Regions from separate parts of the Homo sapiens genome. Here region 1 is linked to region 2. The links are chromatin loops, found by intact Hi-C in ENCODE. Cell type or tissue: CD4-positive, alpha-beta T cell. All regions are shown on one strand. Each heading gives the region's core, and the rest is flanking DNA. Links, peaks and the distances in the headings are about the cores only.

The links. Peaks named below come from ENCODE experiments on the same cell type or tissue, not always from the same donor. Only the 100,000 strongest peaks of a DNase experiment are listed, where the experiment ranks them.
Region 1: it touches region 2 in a loop (6-fold over the local background); 4 of 110 quality-filtered maps call a loop at or near these places.

The regions. Positions count from the first base shown.
Region 1 is chr19:54,753,951-54,763,291 of GRCh38, forward strand. It overlaps the pseudogene KIR2DP1. Among named protein-coding and RNA genes, the nearest start is that of KIR2DL1, 11 kb to the right of the region's middle. In CD4-positive, alpha-beta T cell, for the core only: no CTCF peak of the experiment used is centred there; a DNase peak (open chromatin) is centred at 4,832.
Region 2 is chr19:54,845,017-54,852,624 of GRCh38, forward strand. KIR2DS4 (killer cell immunoglobulin like receptor, two Ig domains and short cytoplasmic tail 4 (gene/pseudogene)) reads left to right here. Exons shown (of 7, transcript NM_001281972.2): 5 at 2,168-2,272; 6 at 2,735-2,787; 7 at 2,886-3,559. The coding sequence ends at 2,194. KIR3DL2 (killer cell immunoglobulin like receptor, three Ig domains and long cytoplasmic tail 2) reads left to right here and starts at 5,427. Exons shown (of 9, transcript NM_006737.4): 1 at 5,427-5,493; 2 at 6,204-6,239; 3 at 6,982-7,266. The coding sequence starts at 5,460. In CD4-positive, alpha-beta T cell, for the core only: no CTCF peak of the experiment used is centred there; a DNase peak (open chromatin) is centred at 5,474.

The DNA.
Region 1 (9,341 bases), core at 2,518-7,517, 91 kb before region 2:
CTGTGTCCACACACTTGATGATGCTACACTTTATGTAGCCTTATAGAACCCTTTAAATTTAGTAGCCAGAGCCCTCTAATTTGTTATTATAGGCTATTTGCTTTTTTTTTTCTTGAGGCGGAGTCTTGCTCTGTCGCCCAGGCTGGACTGCAGTGACACAATCTCAGCTCACTGCAACCTCCGCCTCCCAGGTTCAAGCGATTCTCGTGCCTCAGCCTCTTGAGTAGCTGGCGTTACAGGTGCCTGCCACCAGGCATGGCTAATTTTTGGATTTTTAGCAGAGACACGGTTTCACTATGTTGGCCAGGCTGCTCTCAATCCCCTCATCTCAGTTGATCCGCCCACCTCGGCTTCCCGACGTGCTGGGGAAACTTGATTTTCTATAGCATTATGTTACTGGATATTTCTGTAAAATTTAAAATGAGGGAGGCAGAGAGACAGAGAGAGATCAAACTCCAGAGTTGGGACTCTGGAATCTTGGGTCATGAGACAAATTTTAGATTAAACTACAAAACTCCAGAATTTACAGGTGTGGTTTTTGCTGATAAAGTACAATTCTAACATTGTAAATAATTGCATAATCCTTCCCTGGGAATTTAAATCATTTTAACTGGTTCTGCTGTAATACTAGAAATACAAGCATGAAAAATTCTAATGGTTTATTAGTCACAATGACTCTGAAAACCTTAATAATACCTATTAAATATTTTGCATATTACACATGAAGAAGAGTTTGAATCTCAGATAAAAACAATAAAAATACATGAAAAGTCTTTCACGTTAGCACAGATTTTAGGCATCTCGTGTTCAGGAGGTTGGATCTGAGACGTGTTTTGAGTTGGTCATAGTGAAGGACGCTAGGTGTAAATTCTAGTGAGAACAATTTCCAGGAAGCCGTGTTCCGCTCTTGAGCGAGCACCCACTGGGCCTCATGCAAGGTAGAATGAGCCTGCGTACGTCACCCTCCCATGATGTGGTCAACATGTAAACTGCATGGGCAGGGCGCCAAATAACATCCTGTGCGCTGCTGAGCTGAGCTGGGGCACGGCCGCCTGTCTGCACCGGCAGCACCATGTCGCTCACGGTCGTCAGCATGGCGTGTGTTGGTGAGTCCTGGAAGGGAATAGAGGAAGGGAGTGTGGGGTTGGAGATCTGGGCCCAGAGGTGGAGATATAGGCCTGGAGGTGGAGTTGTGGGCCTGGAGTGGAGATCTGGGCCTGGAGTGGATATATGGGCCTAGAGATGGAGTGATGGGCCTAGAAGTGGAGATCTGGGCCTGGAGTGCCGATAGGAACCTGGAGGGGAGATAGGAGCCTGGAGTGGAGATATGGGCCTGGAGGTGGAGTTATAGGCCTATAGTAGAGATATGGGCCTGGAGTGGAGATTTGGGCCAGGAGTGGAGATATGGGCCTAGAGGTGGATATCTGGGCCTAGAGTGGAAATATGGGCCTAGGATGGAGATATGGGCCTGGTTGTGGAGATATGGGACTGGAGAGGAGATATGGGCCTAGAGTGGAGATATGGGCTTGGGGTGGAGATCTGGGCCTGGGGTGGAGATATGGGCCTGGAGGTGGAGTTACGGGCCTTCAGTAGAGATATGGGCCTGGGGTGGAGATATGGGCTTGGGGTGGAGATCTGGGCCTGGAGTGGAGATATGGGCCTGGAGGTGGAGTTACTGGCCTTCAGTAGAGATATGGGCCTGGTGTGGAGATATGGGCCTGGATTGGAGATATGGGCCTAGGTTGGAGATCTGAGCCTGGAGTGGAGATATGGGCCTGGATTGGAGATATGGGCTTACAGTGGAGATCTTGGCCTGGATTGGCGATATGGGCCTGGATTGGCGATATGGGCCTATGATGGAAATATCGGCCTGGAGTGGAGATATGGGCCTGGAGTGGAGATACAGGCCTAGGGTGGAAATATTGGCCTGGAGTGGAGATATGGGCTTGTGGTGGGGATATGGGCTTGTGGTGGGGATCTGGGCTTGGAGGCTGGGTCTCTGCACAGCCGACAGCCCTGTTCTTGGGTGCAGGTAGGCACTGAGGGTGAGTTTAACTTCAGTCCAGGAAGGGCCTGCCTACCAAGACTCACAGCCCAGTGAGGGCAGCAAGGGAGGGCTGGTTTGCCTGCAGATGGATCGTCCATCATGATCTTTCTTTCCAGGGTTCTTCTTGCTGCAGGGGGCCTGGCCACATGAGGGTGAGTCCTTCTCCAAACCTTAGGGTGTCATCTCCCCACATAAGAGGATTTTCCTGAAACAGGAGGGAAGTCCTGTCAGGGAGCCTCTCATAAACTAGGAAGAGGGGACCCTGGGGTGCTCGGCCCACAGTTCCGACCTCGCCTCCCTGGCCTTTCATTCCCTTGGCAGAGTCAAGTTCTGTGGGGACCAGGGTTAGACTGGGGTGCTCAAAGCTGGGGTGCGTGGTGGGGAAGTGGTAGGAACAGCAGATCCTCTGAGGACAAAGGTGTTACTCACACTTCAGCGTTTCCATGACGGTAGGGGCTGCAGTGTGGCTGCTGTCACTCCACCAGAAGAGGTGGGAAACCACAGCCATGGCCCTGACATTCCAAATCCTCTGATGGGGGCTCAGTTGCTTATTTTCATTCAGGCATCTGCTGATATTCCATTCTCAAAGACATGCCCTCCACCCCATGTCTACCCTGTGTTGTTTTATGTGAGTAATCTTACAGTATTAAAATCTAGTAGGAGTCTCTTACTCAGCACTTGCTCAAAGTTCTCAGCTGACACTTTTGTTGTAGGGAGACACCTTGTGTTTGCGGGATGGGTCCTTCCTTTAGCCCTGGGCACCAAGGTGTGATAGCAGCCATAGAAACTTGGAAAGCGAGGAGAATCTTCAGAGCACAGGGAGGGAGGGGTGGCTCCACATCCTCCTCTCTAAGGCGGTGCCTCCTTCTCCCCAAGGTGGTCAGGACAAGCCCTTGCTGTCTGCCTGGCCCAGCTCTGTGGTGCCTCCAGGACATGTGATTCTTCGGTGTCATTCTTATCTTGGGTTTAACAACTTCAGTCTGTAAAAGGAAGATGGGGTGCCTGGCACTGAGCTCTACAACAGAATATTCTGGAAGAGCCTTTTCATGGGCCCTGTGACCCCAGCACACACAGGGACGTACAGATGTCGGGGTTCACACCCACACTACCCCAGTGGGTGGTCGGCACCCAGCAACACCCTGGTGATCATGGCCACAGGTCAGAGGGCTCCTGTCTTGGATTCTCCTTTCCCACCTCCTGAATCCCAGAGCTTCTGGTGGGCGTGTCCTTGAGGGTCCCATCACCCAGGCCCTGACTATATTTGGGGTAAAGGGGGATTGAATACAGGGAAATGGGTGCTGTGGTGGGAAGAATAATTGTCCCCAGTGATGACTACATTCTAATCCCTGGAGTCTGTGACTATTTATGTTATAGGGGAAGGAACTGAAGGGGAAGATGGAGCTCAGGTTGTTGATGAGTTGACCTTGAGATGGGGAGACAGCCTGGACTGTCCCGCTGGGCTCAGTGTAATCACAAGGGTCCACATGAAAGGAGGAGGAAGAGGGGAGTGGGGATTAGAGCAGCGCAATGGGAGACTCCACCAGCTTTGAAGGTGGAGGAAGGCCAGGAGCCATGAATGCAGGTGGCCTGTAGAGGTTGGAAAAGTCAAGGAAATGATTCTCCAGAGTCTCCAGAGGGAACGAAGCCCTGCAGATGCCTTGATTTTAGCCCAGGAAAAACAGGGTCCTATTTCTGTCTCCAGTAGTGAAATGGGTCAGTGTGCTCTCTCCTGCTGCCATGCTTCTGATAATTTTCTACAGCAGCAACAGGAAACCAACACTGGAACCCAGGTCAAGGACAAGGTAAGAAACAACACAAGGATAGCCGGGTGTGGTGGCAGGCGCATGTAATCCTAGCGACTTGGGAGGCTGAGGGCAGGAGAATCACTTGAACCCAGGAGACAGAGGTTGCAGTGACCCTAGACCACACCACTTCACTCCAGCTGGGGTGAAGGAGTGAGACTCTGTCTCCATAATTAATTAATTAATTAAAGGAACCAAACAAGGGGAAGGTTGGCTACACCGAGATGAGCAAGTGTGGGATGATGATGCCACCACCAGGCTCCATCCACATAGGGAGGGGTTGATACTCCTCAAACCAGCACCAGGAGCCAGCCTATGGAAGCTGGCACCATGGAGAAGGCACAGGCATGGCAAGAGTGGCTCCCAGTCCCGACCAGGAACAGGGTGTGTGGACACTGGTGCCTGCCTTATTCATCAGTTCATACCTACTGCCAAGGATTCCAATTCATCCAAAAGAGATTGAACCAGGCTGATAAGAGGCTGGATGTGCAGCCTATCCTGGTTCCTCTTTCACCCCCACATAAACAGCAGGAAAGACATTAGTGTGAAATAGATACAACACCCCAAGAGATGAGGCTAAGCCCAGTGGGAAGGGAATCAGAGGCGACTAGAGACAGAGGGACAGAGAAGAGGGAGGGAGACAGATGGAAGGACCTGCACCAGGAGTTATGGGCACAGAAAAGAACATGAAGACACAGAGAGGAAGGAGAGAGACAGACACCAGCAAGGGGAAGCCTCACTCATTCTAGGTGCCATGGATGGGATGATAAAGAGAGACACCTTCTAAACTCACAACCTCTCTTCCTAGGAGTCCACAGAAAACCTTCCCTCCTGGCCCACCCAGGTCCCCTGGTGAAATCAGAAGAGACAGTCATCCTGCAATGTTGGTCAGATGTCAGGTTTCAGCACTTCCTTCTGCACAGAGAAGGGAAGTTTAACGACACTTTGCACCTCACTGGAGAGCACCATGATGGGGTTTCCAAGGCCAACTTCTCCATCGGTCCCATGATGGAAGACCTGGCAGGGACCTACAGATGCTACGGTTCTGTTACTCACTCCCCCATCAGTTGTCAGCTCCCAGTGACCCTCTGGACATCGTCATCACAGGTGAGAGTGTCCGGACATTCTTCTCATTGTCATTGGGATGCAGAGTGAATGATCCACGACTTGGAACCCCCAGGTAGTTGTAAGGAAGATGAGCTTGGTATTCTTATGGAGAGAGACTGACTTGGTGAGGTCTGTACCAACAGAGACAGAGAAACAGGAGACACAAGTACAGACCAGGTGTCATAACAGAGGACAGACACAGGGGCCATACCGGGAGTTAGAAAAGACAGAAGGAGTTAAAGGAGACAGACAGACAGACATGTCCCAGAGAGAGGTGTCCCTCCATGCTGACTTTGCTCAGAGACCTGGCACAGGTTAGAAGTTTCATTTCTGTTTTACCTCCACAAAGTGTTCTCTACCAGGAGAACCCAAGGACACCCATATTTCTGACCTGAGTTGGGCCCTGTGGCCTCAGGCCTTGTGGCACCTACAGATGCCGTGTTTATTCTGACACCTCTGCCTTCCATGTAATGGAGAGTAACCGTCCCAGGATATCATGGCCCCAGAACACCAACTCCTGTATGCTGTGTGAACTTGTGGTCTCCAGACTGGATTCTGAGGCTCACATTCCAAATAACCCCACATATGAAAGGATCACTGAGAGGCACAGAGAGAAATCAGGGACACCAAAAAGCAAAGACATAAACACACAGAGAATGAGCCAGAGGAAGGAGATTGAGAGACTCACAGACACATAAAGAGAGAGAAAAGAGGGCAGAGGAGTGGTGAGAATGATGGAAGGGAGCAGAGAAAAGCACTAAAATTAGACTCCTGAGGGAGAGGCACAAGGACATAGAAAGATGGAGATGTGGGGATGAATTGCAGAGATTCCAAAGAGAACTAGAGAGACCGAGAGGCAGAGCAAGACAGATGATAGATGGATAGATATAGATAGATGATAAATAGGTAGATGATAGATAATAGGTTAAAGATACATAGATGATGATTGATTGATTCATTAATAGATGAGACATAGAGATGATGATGATGAAGACAGATAGATAATACATAGAGATAGAGAGGCAGACAGAAGTCATAGAGAGAGAGATGATACATAGATATAGATAACAGATGATTGATGGATAGATAGACAAGTGATAGATACATAGATGATATATAGATATAGATGACAGGTAGAGAATTTGTAGATAGGCACCGAATAGATAAATAGATAGATCGATAGATAATAGATAGAAATATGCAGAAAGTTATGAACAGGACACAAAGTGAGAAACTTAGAATTTAAAAAAGTAACATCAAGTCAACCAATCCAAGGAGAGTCAGAGAGAATAAAACAATCCAAAAAGGGAAAACATATCTAGAGGTGTGGAAGCGAGGTCAGAGACCTAGAGAGACAGAGAAGGTGGAAGGAGGAAATAGACATGAAGAGAGATGGGGTGGAGGGTGAGAGAGAGAGAGAGAGAGAGCATTAGGTCATAGAGCAGGGGAGTGAGTTCTCAGCTCAGGTGAAGGGAGCTGTGACAAGGAAGATCCTCCGTAAGGAAAATGCCTCTTCTCCTTCCAGGTCTATATGAGAAACCTTCTCTCTCAGCCCAGCCGGGCCCCACGGTTCTGGCAGGAGAGAGCGTGACCTTGTCCTGCAGCTCCCGGAGCTCCTATGACATGTACCATCTATCCAGGGAGGGGGAGGCCCATGAACGTAGGTTCTCTGCAGGGCCCAAGGTCAACGGAACATTCCAGGCTGACTTTCCTCTGGGCCCTGCCACCCACGGAGGAACCTACAGATGCTTCGGCTCTTTCCGTGACTCTCCCTACGAGTGGTCAAACTCGAGTGACCCACTGCTTGTTTCTGTCACAGGTGAGGAAAGCCCATGGCTGTCCCATGTCCTATGATCCTAGAGCCTTAGCTGAGGAGCTTCCTGCTGAGGATGGAGAGAAGGATGAACAGATGCAGAGAGAAGACGAAGCTTGGGTGTGAGGGAGGGATCAGGGCACAGGATGGCAGACAGGGCACCTCCAAACCCTCCTACATGGCCTGCATGAAGGCCTGCGGCCAGGACTCCAGGCACCCAGGCAGATGGAGAAAGCGGTCAGGAGAGACCCAGAGGAGGGAGACTGGGCTCAGTTTGGGAAGATCAGAGGTTCCCTCAGCCCCTCAACATTACCCATTTCCCAGAAGCCCATCCTGGCCTCCCACCCACACAGGGATGTCATCACCTGCAACCCCTACACCCTTTACTTTTGTTTGAGAAATATTTATTGAGGATAAATATACCTATATAGCTTACCACCTTTAACATTTTTTTTTTGAGGCGGAGTCTAGCTCTGTCCCCTATGCTGGAGTGCATTGGCACAATCTCAGCTCACTGCAACTTCCGCCTCCTGGGTTCAAGCGATTCTCTTGCCTCAGCCACCTGAGTAGCTGGTGCTACAGGCGCGCACCACCATGCCAGGCTACTTTTTGTATTTTTAGTAGAGAGGGGGTTTCACCATGTTGGTCAAGCTGGTCTCGAACTCCTGACCACGTGATCCACCCGCATCAGCCTCCCAAAGTGCTGGGATTACAGGCATGAGCCACCACGCCCAGCCACATTTACCATTTTTAAGTGTAAAGTCTAGTGGTCATAAATACATTAATATATATATATATACACATATTTTTTTTTACCCTCCACCCTTTTCTTCCTGGCCTCTGGTAGCCACCATTCTACTCTCTACCTTCATGAGATCCACCTTTTAGCTCCTGTATATGGGTAAGAAATGGGAATCTTTGTAATGACCTCCAGTTCCATCCATGTGGCTGCAAATATCAGGATGTTTTTCTTTCTATGGAAGAGTAGTCTCCACTATGCAAATGTACCACATTCTCTCTATCCATTCACCCACTGATGGGCAGGTAGGTTGACTCCTCATCTTGGCTACTGTGAAGAGTGCTGCACCAATCATACGAGTGCAGATATCACTTCGATATATTGATTTACTTTCCTTTGGATATAAACCCAGTAGTGAAATTGCTGGATACTATGAAAGTTCTCTTTTTAGTTTTTCGTTTGTTGTTTTGTTTTTGTTTTTGAGACAGTTTCCCTCTGTGCCCAGGCTGGAGTACAAGTGATGTCATCTTGGCTCATTGCAACCTCTGCCTCCTGGGTTCAAATGATTTTCCTGCCTCAGCCTCCCTAGTATCAGGGATTATAGGCGCACGCCACCATGCCTGGCTACTTTTTGTTTTTTTTAGTATAGATGCGGTTTCCCCATGTTGGCTGGGCTGCTCTCAAACTCATGACCTCAACTGAGGTGCCCGCCTCGGTCTCCCAAAGTGCCGGGATTACAGGCATGATCCACCTCACCCAACCTCTTTTTAGTTCTTTAAAGGACTTCCACACTTTTCTCCGTAATGGCTGTACTAATTTACACTCCTACCAACAGGATACCAGGATTCTCCTTTCTCTAACACCTTGCCAGCATTTCTTTTGCCTGTCTTGCAGCTAAAAGCCATTTTATTTTATTTCATTTTATTTTGAGATGGAGTTTCGCTCTTGTCACCCAGGCTGAGTGCAGTGGTGCGATCTCGGCTCACCACAACCTCCACCTCCCAGGTTCAAGCGATTCTCCTGCCTCAGCCTCCCGAGTAGCTGGAATTACAGGCACACGCCACCACGCCCGACTAATTTTTGTATTTTTAGTAGAGACAGTGTTTCTCCATGTGGGTCAGACTGGTCTCAAACTCCCGACCTTATGAGATTCACCCACCTCAGGCTCTCAAAGTTCTAGGATGACAGACGTGAGCCACCACGCCCGGCCTAAAAGCCATTTTAATGGGGTGAGATGAAAACTCACTTTGATTTTAATTTGTGTTTCTCTGATGATGAGTGATACTGAGCACTTTTTCGTATGTGGGGAAATTTCATGTCTTTTGCTCCTGTTTCAATTAAATCATTTGTTTTATTGAGTTGTTTGAGCTTCTTATATTTCTAGTTATTAATCCCATCTCAGATGCATAGTTTGCACATATTTGCTCCCAATCTGTGGGTTGTCTCTTCACTTTGTTGGTTTATTTTTAGCGGTGCAGAAGTTGCTTAGTTTGAGGTAATCCCAATGGTCTATTTTTGCTTCGATTACTTGTGTTTTGAAGGTTTAAAACAAAATGTCTTCCTTCAGACAAACGTCCTGGAGCATTTCCCCAATATTTTCTTCTACGTGTTTCATAGGTTCAGGCCTTAGACTCACATCTTTAATCCATTTTCATTTGATTTTTGTGTATAGTGACAGGCAGAGGTGCAGTTTCATTCCTCTGCATGTCGATGTCCAGGTTTCCCTGCACTGTTTATTGAAAAGACTGTCCTTTCCTGATTGTGAGTTCTTGGCACCTTTGTCAAAGTCCATTGGATGGGCTGGGCATGGTGGCTGACACCTGCAATTTCAGC
Region 2 (7,608 bases), core at 2,609-7,608:
CTTGTTTAATCCTCGCTTAATTAATTTCTTTCTGAGATTTATTCATCCTACACATAAATCAATACCTGGCAAAGGAGTGACAGATATATGAGGGGTGGTGGAAATGAAGGGACCTATTATAGCATAATATACAAGTCTGTGAACGGTGGCTCATGCTTGTAACCCAGCCCTGCAGGAGGCCAAGGCGGGTGGATTCCATGAAGTCAGGAGTTCCAGACCAGCCTGGCCAACATGGTGAAACCCTATCTGTACTAAAAATACAAAAATTAGCCGAGCATGGTGGTGCATCCCTGTAATCCCAGCTCCTACTCTGGAGGATGAAGCAGGAGAATGACTTCAACCCAGGAGGTGGAGGTTGCAGTGAGTGGAGATTGCATCACTGCACTCCAGCCTGGGTGACACAAGGAGACTCCGTCTCAAAAAATAAAAATAAGAAATGCATAAATATAATAAAACACACACGAATGACAAAGGCACCTGAATTCCAATCATCATTTTTCTATTTCTCTATAATTACTTCTTTGATCCTTTATCTTATCCATTAGGCAATGAGCCTAAAACCTCTTCCCTATTTGGCTTTCTGTGAGCATGAGATCACATAGAAAATGTGAAAGCCCGCTGAATCCTCCAGCACGGATCCTGGAATAGAGAAAGTGCTCTGGTCATCGCAAAAAAAAACTTGCCCACTCACCCAAATCCCCCACCTCACCCCTACTTCCAATCACCTGTGGAGATTCAGATAGACCATGGGGAGGAAACATTAATACTCCTTGGAGTGAGTCCAGATCTTGGAATCAGAGATCAGCGACAGCACTAGCTCCTGTTCCCCTTTCCTACTAATTCACAGGAGGACAGGTGGTATTGAAGCAATAGATGGTCGAGGGGGTGGTCCTTCCCCCAGCCTCTCGGGTAGAACAGCAGCCTAACATGTGTCTCCCGAGATCACAAAGAGTAGCACATTTCACACGGGCTTCAACACTATTTCCTGGCTGTTTGACATAAGAGAATCTTGCTTCGCTATTTTTAATCGTGATTTCACCTTTGTTTCCTTTCCTTGGTGAATGCAATTTGTTTGACTCAAGAATGCTGTGGATGTAGAAATCCTAAAGCACATTCGCTGTGTATCAATCCCAGTGCAGTCTTCCCAGAGAAGACTCTAAACAAATCCTGGACTGCACCTGGGCCTATGCCAATTCCTATCACTCACCGTCACTCCAGGGAGACAGAACACACAGAGAATACGTTACATAGGCAGGTTCATTACTAACAGATAAGCAGCGAGTGACAACAGAAGCCTGCATTTCAATGTGAGCCAGTCCCTCAAGGCTCAGAAAAGCTGCTCGGGACATATGGAGTCACCCCATTTGCAGTGTAGCTGCGGGAAGCCAGAAAGCAGCCCAGCCTGGGTTTTGTACCCTGGAGCCACAGGAAGCACTCAGCTAAAGCACTGCATGACGTCCTCCTCCAGGAAGAACAGGAAGACAGCCCAGGCTGTTCTGAGACATTCCTCCTGATCTCAGGATGTTGCTATCTTAGTCCATTTTTGTTGCTCTAAAGGAACACTTGAGCCTGGGTAACTTCTAAAGAAAAGAGATTGGTTTGCCTCACAGTTCTGCAGGCTGTACTGGAAGCATGGCACCAGAATCTATTTCTCGTGACGGCCTCAGGCTGCTCCCACTCTGGCAGAAGGGAAGGAGGGTCTGTCTGTGCAGAGACCGCAGAGATCACACGGCAAGAGAGAGAGTAAGGGGGAGAGGGAGCGATGGAGCTTCCAAGCTCTTTTTAACAACCAGCTCTCCAGGAACTAACAGAGGGGGAACTTGCTAACCCCGTCTCCTTGGGACAGCATTGATCTGTTCATGATGGATCCACCTCCATGACCCAAACACCTCTGAAGAGGCCCAACCTCCCACAATGGGGGTGAAATTTCAATGTGAGGTTTGAAAGGGTCAAACATCTCAACTAAAGTAGTTGTATCCTCAGCACGTTCTATGGTTACTATGAGAGCTATAATTGAGAAAGCAGGGGAAAGCTAGGTCTCCCGCCATTTGGGTGCTTGTCCTAAAGAGACGTTGTATGTGGTTACCTGCCAATCAAGAAATGCGAGACAATTCATAAAGAGGAACTGCTATGATTAGCTTCTTATTGGTGTCTCCTCTTCTTCCAGGTAACCCCAGACACCTACATGTTCTGATTGGGACCTCAGTGGTCAAAATCCCTTTCACCATCCTCCTCTTCTTTCTCCTTCATCGCTGGTGCTCCGACAAAAAAAGTAAGTCTCACGAAGCAGAGGCCAGAGAGCTCAGGGCCATGTGGGGAAGCAGGATGGGAGCACGCGGATGTGTGTTCCTCACCAGCAGGATGGTCCCTGGCCCAAGACAGGAGCCACAGAGGCAGGACTTTCTAGAGAGAGCACCAGATTCCCTTCCCCTGCCTTCAGCTCACAGACCATTGCCTGATTCTGAACTGTATCCTCACGTCCCCTGCAGCCACTCACATCCAGGAGAAGGTTCCATGACAGGCAGAAAGTGGGAGATAGAATCAATGGGATGGGACCTCAGAGCTATTCATGGGATGGGTCCTTGAACTCAGAGAGATAGAATGTCTGAGTCTGCTGTTGGCAACTGAGGGACCTCAGGCACCTATGGCCTCCCCCTGTTTGTTGGTATCTGCTTATGAAATGAGGACCCAGAAGTGCCCTCCGAGCTCTTTTGTTGACTTCCGTCTTCTACAGATGCTGCTGTAATGGACCAAGAGCCTGCAGGGAACAGAACAGTGAACAGCGAGGTAGGTGCTCCTCCGCCCAGCCTCGTGGCTAGTCTTATTCCCAAAGAGTCCTGAAAAATGTGAGCACCCTCCCTCACTCAGCATTTCCCTCTCTCCAGGATTCTGATGAACAAGACCATCAGGAGGTGTCATACGCATAATTGGATCACTGTGTTTTCACACAGAGAAAAATCACTCGCCCTTCTGAGAGGCCCAAGACACCCCCAACAGATACCAGCATGTACATAGAACTTCCAAATGCTGAGCCCAGATCCAAAGTTGTCTTCTGTCCACGAGCACCACAGTCAGGCCTTGAGGGGATCTTCTAGGGAGACAACAGCCCTGTCTCAAAACCGGGTTGCCAGCTCCCATGTACCAGCAGCTGGAATCTGAAGGCATCAGTCTTCATCTTAGGGCATCGCTCTTCCTCACACCACGAATCTGAACATGCCTCTCTCTTGCTTACAAATGTCTAAGGTCCCCACTGCCTGCTGGAGAGAAAACACACTCCTTTGCTTAGCCCACAATTCTCCATTTCACTTGACCCCTGCCCACCTCTCCAACCTAACTGGCTTACTTCCTAGTCTACCTGAGGCTGCAATCACACTGAGGAACTCACAATTCCAAACATACAAGAGGCTGCCTCTTAACACAGCACTTAGACACGTGCTGTTCCACCTCCCTTCAGACTATCTTTCAGCCTTCTGCCAGCAGTAAAACTTATAAATTTTTTAAATAATTTCAATGTAGTTTTCCCGCCTTCAAATAAACATGTCTGCCCTCATGGTTTCGGTAACGAGACTCTTTTCTTGCCTAAGGCTTCCGGTGTTATCATTACCATGTCCACATAACCCCATCTGTTCTCCATTGGGTTCTCAGCCCTGGACTCTGAGCTTCTGGAAGCAGAATGGAGCCTGATTTGTCTCTGAGACTCCAATTTCCATCCAAAGATACAGCACATAGGAGGCTCCAAGGATCGTGAATCACATGAACAAGTGATATTCTTACTCTCTGCAGACCTGGAAAGCTGGCAGAGTCATTCCACGATGAAACATTTGTAGAGTCATAGGCCTTGTTAGTCTCATCTCCACGGGGACACATATCAACATATCATCTTTCATAATATAAATATACAGTCGGTCCTCCATATCTGTGGGGTTTACAGGTGTTTATTGAACCAACAATAAATCAAAAATATTTTCAGAAAAAAATCCCCGAAGTTTCAAGAAGCAAAAAACTATGTTGAATCGACACAAATTGAGTGGCGTGTAGGCTGTGTCAGGAATTATAAGTAATCAAGGGATGATTTCATGTATACAGGAGGATGTGCATGGGTTCTATGCAATTGCTATGCTATTTTTTTTTTTTTTTTGAGACAGTCTCACTCTCTCACCCAGGCTGGAGTGCAGTGGCATGATCTCAGCTCACTGCAACCTCCGCCTCCCAGGTTCAAGCGATTGTCTTCCCTCAGCCTCCCCAGTAGCCTCCCCTAGGATTACAGGCACGTGCCACCATGCACAGATAAATTTTTTTGTGTGTGTATTTTTAGTAGAGACGGGGTTTCAGAATGTTGGACCAGCTGGTCTTGAACTCCTGACCTCGTGATCTACCCAACTCAGCCTCCCAAAGTGCTGGGATTACAGGCGTGAGCCACGGTGCCCAGCTTCGCTATGCCATTTCATGCAAGGGGCTTGAGCATCTGCAGATTTTGGTATCTGAATGGGGATCCTGGAACCAATCACCCAGGAATAGTGAAGGACCACAGTATATAATTTTTATTTGTCAATCTTAAAAATAAAGCATAAAAAGTTTACAACAACAAGATAAAAAATAAGAAGTGTCTTTATAGTGTGAGGATAAGTTTAGATTTATTTTTTCCTACGTGTAACCCTATGGTCCTGTGTTATTTGTTGAGAAAATATTCTATTCCACCTTAAACTACATGGCAGCCTTTGTCAACTATAAAGGGACTGTGTATCCACAGATGTATTTTAGACACAGTTTTCTGCCCAGTGGTTCTCTGTATCCCCTCTCATGAGGATGCTGCATTTCATATAAACTTATAGAACCCCTTAAAATTTGGTAACCTGAGTTCTCTGATTTGTTATTATAGGTTATTTAGTTTGCTTTTTTTTTTCTTTCTTGAGACAGACTCTTCCTCTGTCACCCAAGCTGGAGTTCAGTGGCTTGAGCTCAGCTCACTGCAGCCTCCGCCTCCCAGGTTCAAGCAATTCTCGTGCCTCAGGTTTAGTACTAGAAACTCATCAGGAAAATTAGAATGGCTTTTTGTCACAATTACTCTGATAATGTTAATAATACCTCTTAGATATTTTGCACATTACACATGAAGAAAAGTTTGAATCTCAGATAAAAACAAAAATACATCAAAAGTCTTTAATGTAAGCACAGAATTCAATCACCTCATGTGTGAGAGGTTGGATCTGAGACGTCTTTTGAGTCTGGTCATAGTGAAGGATGCAAGGTGGCAATTGTAGTCACAACAATTTCCAGGAAGCCATGTTCCGCTCTTGAGCGAGCACCCACTGGGCCTCATGCAAGGTAGAAAGAGCCTGCGTACGTCACCCTCCCATGATGTGGTCAACATGTAAACTGCATGGGCAGGGCGCCAAATAACATCCTGTGCGCTGCTGAGCTGAGCTGGGGCGCGGCCTCCTGTCTGCACCGGCAGCACCATGTCGCTCACGGTCGTCAGCATGGCGTGCGTTGGTGAGTCCTGGAAGGGAATAGAGGGAGGGAGAGTGGGGATGGAGATCTCGGCCTAGAGGTAAAGATATGGGCCTGGAGTGGAGATATGGGCCTGGAGTGGAGATATGGGCCTGGGTGTGGAGATATGGGCCTGGAGGTGTAAATATGGGCCTGGAGTGGAGATATGGGCCTGGAGGGGAGATATGGGCCTGGGTGTGGAGATATGGGCCTGGAGTGGAGATACGGGCCTGGAGTGGAGATATGGGCCTGGAGTGGAGATATGGGCCTGCAGGTGGAGATCTGGGCCTGGAGTGGAGATATGGGCCTGGAGTGGAGATATGGGTCTGATGTGGAGATATGGGCCTGGAGTGGAGATATGGGCCTGGAGTGGAGATATGGGCCTAGAGGGGAGATCTGGGCCTGGAGTGGAGATATGGGTCTGATGTGGAGATATGGGCCTGGAGTGGAGATATGGGCCTGGAGTGGAGATAGGGGCCTGGAGTGGAGATATGGGCCTGGAGTGGAGATCTGGGCCAGGAAGTGTTGATCTGGGCCTGGAGCCTGGGTCTCTCCACAGCTGAGAGCCCTGTTCTTGGCAGCAGGTAGCAGGGAGGCTAAGTTTACCTTCAGCCCAGCAAGGGCCTGGCTGCCAAGACACACAGTGCAGTGGGGGCAGCAGGGTGCCCTGGTTTGCCTGCAGTTGGATCGTCTATCATGATCTTTCTTTCCAGGGTTCTTCTTGCTGCAGGGGGCCTGGCCACTCATGGGTGAGTCCGTCCCCAAACCTTAGGGTGTCATCTCCCCACATAAGAGGATTTTTCTGAAACAGGAGGGAAGTCCTGTCGGGGAGTCTCTCATAAACTAGGAAGAGGGGACCCTTGGATACTCGGCCCACATTTCTGACCTCGCCCTCCCTGGCCTTTCTTTCCCTTTCCTGAGTCAAGCTCTGTGAAGACTGGGGTGAGACTGGGGTGCTCCAAGCTGGGGTGTGCAGGGAGGAAGTGGTGTCAGCAGCAGAGAAAGAGAGGGAAGCAGTGCTAGGAACAGCAGGTCCTCTGAGGACAAAGGTATAACTGACACCCTCCAGCGTTTCCGTGACGGTAGGGGCTGCAGTGTGGCTGCGGTCTTTCTACCAGAAGAGGGGGGAAACCACAGCCATGGCCCTGACATTCCAAATCCTCTGAGGGGGCTCAGTTCATGAATTGGCTGATATTCCATTCACATAGGACATGCCCTCCATGCCGTGTCTACTTTGTGTTGTTTTATGTGAGTAATTTTGCAGTATTAAAATCTAGTAAGAGTCACTTATTCAGCACTTGCTCAAAGTTCTCAGCTGACACTTGTTGTAGGGAGACGCCATGTCTATGTGGGGTGGGTCCTTCCTGTAGCCCTGGGCACCCAGGTGTGGTAGGAGCCTTAGAAAGCGGAAATGGGAGAATCTTCTGAGCACAGGGAGGGAGGGGTGGCTCCACATCCTCCTCTCTAAGGCAGTGCCTCCTTCTCCCCCAGGTGGTCAGGACAAACCCTTCCTGTCTGCCCGGCCCAGCACTGTGGTGCCTCGAGGAGGACACGTGGCTCTTCAGTGTCACTATCGTCGTGGGTTTAACAATTTCATGCTGTACAAAGAAGACAGAAGCCACGTTCCCATCTTCCACGGCAGAATATTCCAGGAGAGCTTCATCATGGGCCCTGTGACCCCAGCACATGCAGGGACCTACAGATGTCGGGGTTCACGCCCACACTCCCTCACTGGGTGGTCGGCACCCAGCAACCCCCTGGTGATCATGGTCACAGGTCAGAGGCTTTCTGTCTGGGCTTCTCACTGTCCCACCTCCTGAATCCCAGAGCTTCTGGTGGGGGTGTCCATCAGGGTCCCATCACCCAGGCCCCAACTGTATTTGGGGTCAAGGGAGATTGAATACAGGGGAAATGGGTGCTGTGGTGGGAAGAATAACTGTCGCCAATGATGGCTACATTGTAAACCCTGGAGCCTGTGACTATTTATGTTATAGGGCAGGGGACTGAAGGGGAAGGTGGAGCTCAGGTTGTTGATGAGTTGACCTTGAGATGGGGAGACAGCCTGGACTGTCCTGCTGGGCTCAGTGTAATCACAAGGGTCCGCGTGAGAGGTGGAGG